Regions from separate parts of the Homo sapiens genome. Here all the other regions are linked to region 1. Evidence: chromatin loops called from intact Hi-C (ENCODE). Cell type or tissue: A673. All regions are shown on one strand.

Evidence for each region. Hi-C counts contacts between places; a loop is a spot of excess contacts. Peaks named below come from ENCODE experiments on the same cell type or tissue, not always from the same donor. Only the 100,000 strongest peaks of a DNase experiment are listed, where the experiment ranks them.
Region 2: a loop joins it to region 1, with 2.7 times the contacts of the local background. A loop is called at or near these places in 7 of 110 quality-filtered maps.
Region 3: it touches region 1 in a loop (7-fold over the local background); 2 of 110 quality-filtered maps call a loop at or near these places.

What each region holds. Positions count from the first base shown.
Region 1 is chr3:151,659,978-151,662,477 of GRCh38, forward strand. No RefSeq gene overlaps it. Among named protein-coding and RNA genes, the nearest start is that of AADACL2, 73 kb to the right of the region's middle. In A673, a CTCF peak has its summit at 1,154; a DNase peak (open chromatin) is centred at 1,094; H3K27ac peaks cover 923 bases.
Region 2 is chr3:151,917,190-151,919,689 of GRCh38, forward strand. The region is part of intron 1 of AADACL2-AS1 (AADACL2 antisense RNA 1); the gene reads right to left. Among named protein-coding and RNA genes, the nearest start is that of AADACL2-AS1, 9.7 kb to the right of the region's middle. In A673, a CTCF peak has its summit at 1,272 (motif pointing left); a DNase peak (open chromatin) is centred at 1,262.
Region 3 is chr3:151,578,971-151,581,470 of GRCh38, forward strand. The region is part of intron 1 of LINC02066 (long intergenic non-protein coding RNA 2066); the gene reads left to right. It also overlaps a transcript of IGSF10 not described here. Among named protein-coding and RNA genes, the nearest start is that of MIR5186, 14 kb to the left of the region's middle. RefSeq lists a silencer at 1,008-1,208. In A673, no CTCF peak of the experiment used is centred here; DNase peaks (open chromatin) are centred at 811, 971, 1,791 and 2,301; H3K4me3 peaks cover 424 bases; H3K27ac peaks cover 2,500 bases.

The DNA.
Region 1 (2,500 bases):
CATCAAATTAGTGATACTGAATTAGAAAATAGCTAAACAAATTTGTGTGGTTAAATCTTCACTTTGGAGATGAAATGACCAGAAACAGACACTGAGTGGGCAAAATGGACACCTTGCTCTGCTGCCATTGTGGTTACACACCTCAGATAACAGTTGGGAAGAAAGATACTTTATATCCTCAGATAAACTTTAAAGAGCAAAACATCCCACAGAGCACTAATTCCTCAGTAGTGAAGCCTTGAGCCCTTTCTTAAGTTGCTACCTCTCTGACTTTTGAAATACTGATAACTAGAGATATATGATGACCTTTGACCCTTGCAGATATAAAAATCAAGTGAATGAATTTTTATTTTCCAACCTTGAACAGACTAACTTTGGTAACATTTTTTGTTTCTTTATGGGTTTTTACTTTAAGTACCTTCTATATATATATTTTTAAATAGACAGTTATTCTGAAACCTGGACATTTTTTGCAAAATATTGCAAGAGAAAAATATTTATTTTTGTAAAATGCTTCATGTGTCCTGTTTTTTTTTTTGTGTGTGGTTGTTGTTGTTGTTTTCCACAGAGGCCACATGATGTGTGGCACAGTGAGGGACTAGTATCATCTGCAGATGGAGCAGGAACCAAAAAAGTTCTGTCGGTTCAACTGAAATATTTTACTATGAGTTTGCTTTTGTTTAGTTTTACAAATCTGTCTTATACCTTCACAGTGGATCATTTAACCCTTGCTTCTGAATTTTTCCATTGAATTTGTTTTAGTAAAATTACTTACCAAAAATAGACACTTGGTTAAAATAAGATCCCTAACAAATGGATCTTTAGATTCATTCCTTACTGTTCCCTTAAAAATATAAACACACTTTATGATCTTGCTGTGAAACCATTTTTTCTTAATACTGTAGTTTTCAATTTTCTAGTTTTCAAGTTTCTGTTTCTAAAATGGCTAGTTTTCTGGTTGGTTAAAACAAGTCAGAAGAATGAGATACGGCTGGTGATTTTCTCTTCTCTTATGTACATTAAAATATTTGACAGCAATATTGGTACGCTTTGGTTTCAAAGTATGCCTGTCTTTTCATGAGAAGAAAAAATAATTTTGGGGACTATACTGCCTCTCAGTGGTTCGTTTAATATTTATTTCAATCACAAAATATTTTATGAGATGAAAAACCTAAAATTTTCAATAATAGATTTCTCAGTGTTTTTACTTCGATTAGCTCATAAGAAAAACAGTAATGTGAGTTATCTTGCAATATATGTTTGTCTACCCCCATTGATTGGACACCAATAGCCATGATGTGTTACAAAGAGTTTCAAGGTCTACTTTCCCCAAAGAAGGAATGAATTAGTCTATATGCAAAGGAGGCATTGATGTATTCTGAAAGAGAAGGTGCCAAACCAGGCTGAGTAAAGGGCATAATCAGCTTGGAAAAGTTCATTGTTATGAGTTATGAAAATTCATAAGTCCAGATATTACCAAGTGGCCTTTTTTTTTTTTTTTTTTTTTTTTTTTTTTTTTTTTTTGAGACGGAGCCTTTCTCTGCCACCCAGGCTGGAGAGCAGTGGTGTGATCTCGGCTCACTGCAACCTTCACCTCCTGTGTTCAAGCAATTCTCCTGCCCCAGCCTCCCAAGTAGCCCGGATCACAGGCATGCGCCACCACACCAAGTTAATTTTTTTTATTTTTAGTAGAGACAGGGTTTCACCACGTTGGTCAGGCTGGTCTGGAACTCCTGACCTCAGGTGATTGACCTGCCTCCGCCTCCCAGGGTGCTGGGATTACAGGCGTGAGCCACCTTGCCCAGCCACCAAGTGGCTTTTTGATCTGTATTTTGGTATCCTAAGAATAAATCTTACAAATTAGAGAGTTTAAAGTTTACTTTAACCTCTCTACCTGTTAAGTTGGCTTAGTTCAACTTGTGTGTGTGTGTGTGTGTGTGTGTGTTTCTATAAACACGGGGCTATTCCAAGAACCTGCAGAAGGACAGAGTTGAGTACAATTTGGTTTCAATCATCAAAAAAATTATTATTCATTATAACAAAAAGGGAATACTCCACTTTTGTCCCCTTGACATTACTCAGCATTTGTTGATGAATTGAATAATCAAAGCTGTCAACTATTTCTCCTTTTAGTAGTAGTATCTTTATAATTTGCTGTAAGATGTTATGCCAAAAACAGTGATGAAAAGAGTGGAAAAACAGGTTTCTGAAATCTATGAGTTTGCTGTATATAGGGTGAGGACCCACAATTTGGTGTCTACAGTTTTTCAGAAATGCCTCAGTTTTTAAATTGATTTATAATATTAATAGGCATATTGATTTATGATCTTGTAGGCTAATTTATTCAAGACTGTCAATGACTAGAAGTTTTAAAACAAACTAAACTGGAAGCTTGTAATAGTGTTGAATAGATAATCTTATTTAAGTTTTTACAATCTCACTTTCATACAAGTTCTAGACTTTTCAAGAAATAGGAAGCTTTGAAGAAAAGGAGTAGGAA
Region 2 (2,500 bases), 260 kb after region 1:
AAAATCTGACCCGAGAGGCAGAGGGAGATTATAAATTATCAGCTGAAAAAGAAGCACTGTCCTGCAGTAAAGCTGCTGTTGAAGGGGCTCAGTCAAAACCAGCTGTATAATTTCTGGGGCCCAGTGAAAAATGAAAATGCAGGGTCTCTTGATCAAAAATTATTTTAAAAATGCAGAGGCAACAACAGAGCATTAAACCAAGCCTGGGACCCCTCTAAGCCTGTGGTCCTGAGATTCTACATAGGGCTCACACCCATGAAGTTGGCCCTGACCTGGTTGTGCAGTCACACAGCTCACAAAAGCCCTCAAAAATGACCACAAGAGAAATGGGCAGATTTGAACTACTGCCGCAGTGCCCCCCAACCCACCAAATGAATGTCAGATTGCAGAGGTATTGGTGAAAGAAAACACCTTCTGCTCTTTACCTCTTTCCTCTTCTTCTCTTGAACCCTCAAGTCAGAGGCAGCCTTGTGGGAAGAAGAGTAGAAACTTGGTAGGGACATGGACCAGAATGTGTGTGACCACCTCACCACTTCTCCCCACTGCAGACTTCTGGTGGGAAGCAGACAAAATAAAGGGAAGAAGTTTAACTTTAGGTGAAGTTAGCAATTTTAAGTATTACACAGAGATAGGTGATTTAATTACTGAAATGAAACAATTTAGGGGGGAAAGGTAACTAGGAAACCTTTCTTCTTTTAATTTCTGAGAATTTATGGGACTTGCCCAAGATTTTTTTCAAGGTGGTGATGAAGAAGATGCCAAGACAGTGGATTTGCAGGGCTGTGATGGGAAAGAGTAAAGTACCTTTATAAATGTGCCCAAAAGAGTTCTTCTTATTCACTATAATGATAACGACTATTTTTATTTATATACTCAAATCTCTCCGGGTAAACACACACATATCCACACACAAACATTCATGCTCACATATATGAATTGATGTTGAAATATACATACATTTGAGGTAAAGAAGTTGAACTTGTGACTTAATTGAGCCATGTCTCTGAAATACATCAATTATAAGCCACAGCAAAAATATTGCTTATGAAAGAAACCAAAAACAGAATGTGTGCTTTAAATTTTTGTTCTTGTTCTACTTAAATTTGAGAAACTAGGAATATAAACCTGGCAGATGGGGGTGGGGGCATAACTCTAGACAAAGTTAGAAATGCAGATAAGGTATTCTGGCCAAGTCTTTAATTTTGGAGGTTATGGTTAAATCATCTGCAATGTACAGTTAAGAAATGTGCTTTTACTGCCCTCAAGTGGTTTTAAAATTGTCACTGCAACATTTCTGACGACTTCAAAGTGAATGTTTCAAAACCCTAAGCAGTCTTCACATTTTCCAGGCTATCTGACAAGGGAATCTGAAATAATAATCTTTTATTCTGAAATAGTTTCTAAATAAGCAAATAATGAAATGGATCAGGTAGATTTATGTTGTTGTGTTGAAATATATGCACTAATACAGATTTGTAAAATTGTTTCTCTTCTTTTTTTAAAAATGTAACTGTAGCTTATACATGGACTCTCAGCTGGTCAGGGTTTGCGTAGGAAGATAGTATGACAGTTACTTCTTCTTCTAAATTAAGCAGCTGAAAATTATATAAATATTCAGAGAATGTAAGCTTCAACATCTTTGTAAGTGCTGTTTCTCTGCTTCCCTTTCTACCTCACAGGAGAACACCTGAGTAGAGCAGAAAGCTTGCTGGGCCAGCCCTGCCTGCTGGCTCTTTGCTAGACTGGGTGGGTGGCCCACCGTGTTGCTGCCTTGGCCCCTCCTTGTCGCTTTCGGATGCTGCCAACCCCTTGTGATATGGTTTGGCTGTGTCTCCACCCAAATCTCACCTTGACTTGTAATAAACTCCACGTGTCAAAGGTGGGGCCAGATGGAGATAATTGAATCATGAGGGCAGTTTCACCCATACTGTTCTTGTGGTAATGAATAAGTCTCACGAAATCTGATGGTTTTATAAATGGGAGATCCCCTGCATAAGCTCTTTTACCTGCCACTATGTAAGGCATGCCTTTGCTTCTCCTTTGCCTTCCACCATGATTGTGAGGCTCCCCAGCTATGCTGAACTGTCAGTCCATTGAAGCTCTTTCCTTTATAAATTACCCAGTCTAAGGTATGTCTTTATTAGCAGTGTGAGAACAAACTAATACACCTTGAGTCTCAGTCATGCTCTCCTCCACCAGCCCATAGTTTAAGAGATTACTTGCAGTTTCTGCTCTTGGCACATTTACTCCTCACCATTGTGGGCCATTCCAGGCCTGCTGGTTCTTGGCTCTCATCAGCCTTCTTCAGCACCCCCAGGGAAGCACAAAAACATGTCTATATATGTTCACACCAAAAGACAGCCCATGTTGGTGCAAGGTTTCTATCCTGAGCTTTCCTTTTGCTGAAACCTCCTACTGTTCACATGTTCGCTGATCAGAGTCCCCTGGAAGTCTTGTCAACACACGTTTCTGGGCCTATACCCAGAGTTTCTGATTCAGT
Region 3 (2,500 bases), 81 kb before region 1:
ACTGAATAAGTTGTGTCAGTCTATCAATGGGAAAGAGTAAAGAAGATGAAGGGAAACCTTCTCTGAGGTTTAGACTCACAGAAAAAGACTAAAGTCAAGGGTTGAAAAGAACATTAAAAACATTCTCCGAAAACCCAATCCCTACCCAAAGCACAAGATAATGCTAGAGAAATCTGAGGCCAGTGGTGTGCTAGGGGTAAATATAGCACTAACACAACCCAAACCCCATTATCTGAGTCAATTCCTTGCATTAAATGTGTAGTATAAAAGGAGTGTGCCTAATTCTGGATATAAATACTATATACCTCAGTATTCAACCAAAAATTATGAGACATACAAAAATGCAAGACAAAGCAACTTTCTGTCAAAAAACAATGCAATCAAGAGAACCAGACTCACATGTGCCCAAGACATTAGAGCCTTCAGGTAGAGAATTTAAAAACAAACAAACTATAAAAATATAGTTAAAGATTCTAGTGTAAAAGGTGGATAACATTCAAGAAAATATAGGGATTTTTGTCAGAGAAATGGAAACTGTAAGAGAGAATGATATAGAAATGGCCAGAAACAAAAAATATGTAGTAACAAAAGTAAAGATCAATCAAAAGAAATGATTCAAACAAAAAGTAAAGAAAAAAAAAACTGCCAGAGAATTCAAAAACTGTGGGGCAATGTCATATGGTCTAATATATGAGCAACTGGAATCCCAGAAGGAGAAAAGAGAGAGAATGGAGAGAACAAATAAATATTTGAAAAGATAATGGCTGAGTGTTTCCCCCAAGTCACAAAAGACTTCAAATAACAGATCCAAGAAGCTCAGAGCATTCAGAAGAATAAATATTACGAAGGAAAGAAGAAAGGAAGGAAGGAAAGAAGGAAGGGAGGAGGGAGGAAGGGAGGAAGGAAAGGAAGGAAGGAAGGAAGGAAGGAAGGAAGGAAGGAAGGAAGGGCCTAGTGACATTGTATTCAAACTGTTGAAAACCAAAGATAAAGATAAAATCTTGAAGCAGCCAGAAGTAAAAAGACATACACATGGAGAAACAAAAATAAGAATTGCAACAGACTTCTTATTAGAAGCTATCCAAGCCACAACCAAGCACCACGGCTCACACCCTTAATCGCAGCACTGTGAGAGGCTGAGGTGGGAGGATTGCTTAAGCCCCAGGAGTTTGAGATCAGTCTAGGCAATATAGCAAGATCCAGTCTCTACAAAAAATTGAAAAAAATTAGCCAGATGTGGTCATCTCCAGAAATCAATGCCCAGTTAATATACTACTGAAAAAATAAAGAATGAGGACTTTACACGTAAGAAAAACAAAGAGAATTTATTATCAGCCAACTTTCACTATAAGAGAACTTAAAGGAAGTTCTTTAGGCAAAAGAAATACATCAGACAGAAACCTGGATCTACACACAGAAAGAAATGTTGAAAATGGTAAAAATGAAGGTAAATATAAGATACATCTTTTCTTATTCTAATCACTCTAGAAGATAATTCACTATTTACAAAATTAGTAGCAATGTATTTCATGTATACAATGCATAAATGTTTGTTGAAGCATTTTAATATTTGATTATTGATTACTGGGAAAGCCTGTCAAAGTTTGTTGTGACTCAAGATCATTATTTAGCATATAACTCACTTAATCACCCACCAACCATCTGACAAACTAACTAACAAAAGACCTTCAGCAGTTTTAACGTTAAAAAAAAAATCTGTCTATAAGGGAGCTTACTGTGTGTACACTTACGGAGGAATTCTACTGTGGTTCAGTTTCCAAGGATGATTTATTGCCTTTGTAATTCTAACATTCTTTGTGCCTTACAGAAGAAAGAACTAAATTGCCCAACTTGATTCCTAGCAGAATTCTTCACTTGTTTATAACCAGACATTTTTTCAAGTGCCCTTAAATTTATGGTATCTATTGTCTTCTTTCTTCTCATGACACCCAAATTCCAGATCTGTTTTTTATAAAATCAGATTTTTTTTTTTTTAAATAGAGAGAGAGGAGAGAAGAAAAGAGCGGGGGAGGGAAAAGCTTTTATCATAGCAGAAAAAGCTATTTTGTTGTATAATCTTTCTTGTTTGGGGACAGAAATGATTTGTAAAAAAGCAAGCAGTTTATATTTTCTTACACATGTTCATGGATCTTTTTCTCAGTTTTCATGTTGCTGTGTTAGACTGTGGGTGAAAGTAGTCTGCCACGAAATTTTTGTGGTGCTTAGTAAATATAAATTTGATACAACCAGAAGTGACGTAATGTGGTAGTTCAGCAACCCCATTCAACTTAGACCCCAACAGCTTTAACAGAAATCAGCAGTTCTCACACTTTCTATTCATACCACAAGCCTCTAGAGACTTCTTATAACCTGCAGTGATCTTGATCAAAATGGAAATGAAGAGACAAATTATAGTTTTTTTTTAAACTCTGTATTTCTTTTTGTGCTCACTGTCACTACCAAACCGTATCTAGAGGACTGTTATTCCTTTGTGTTGTTT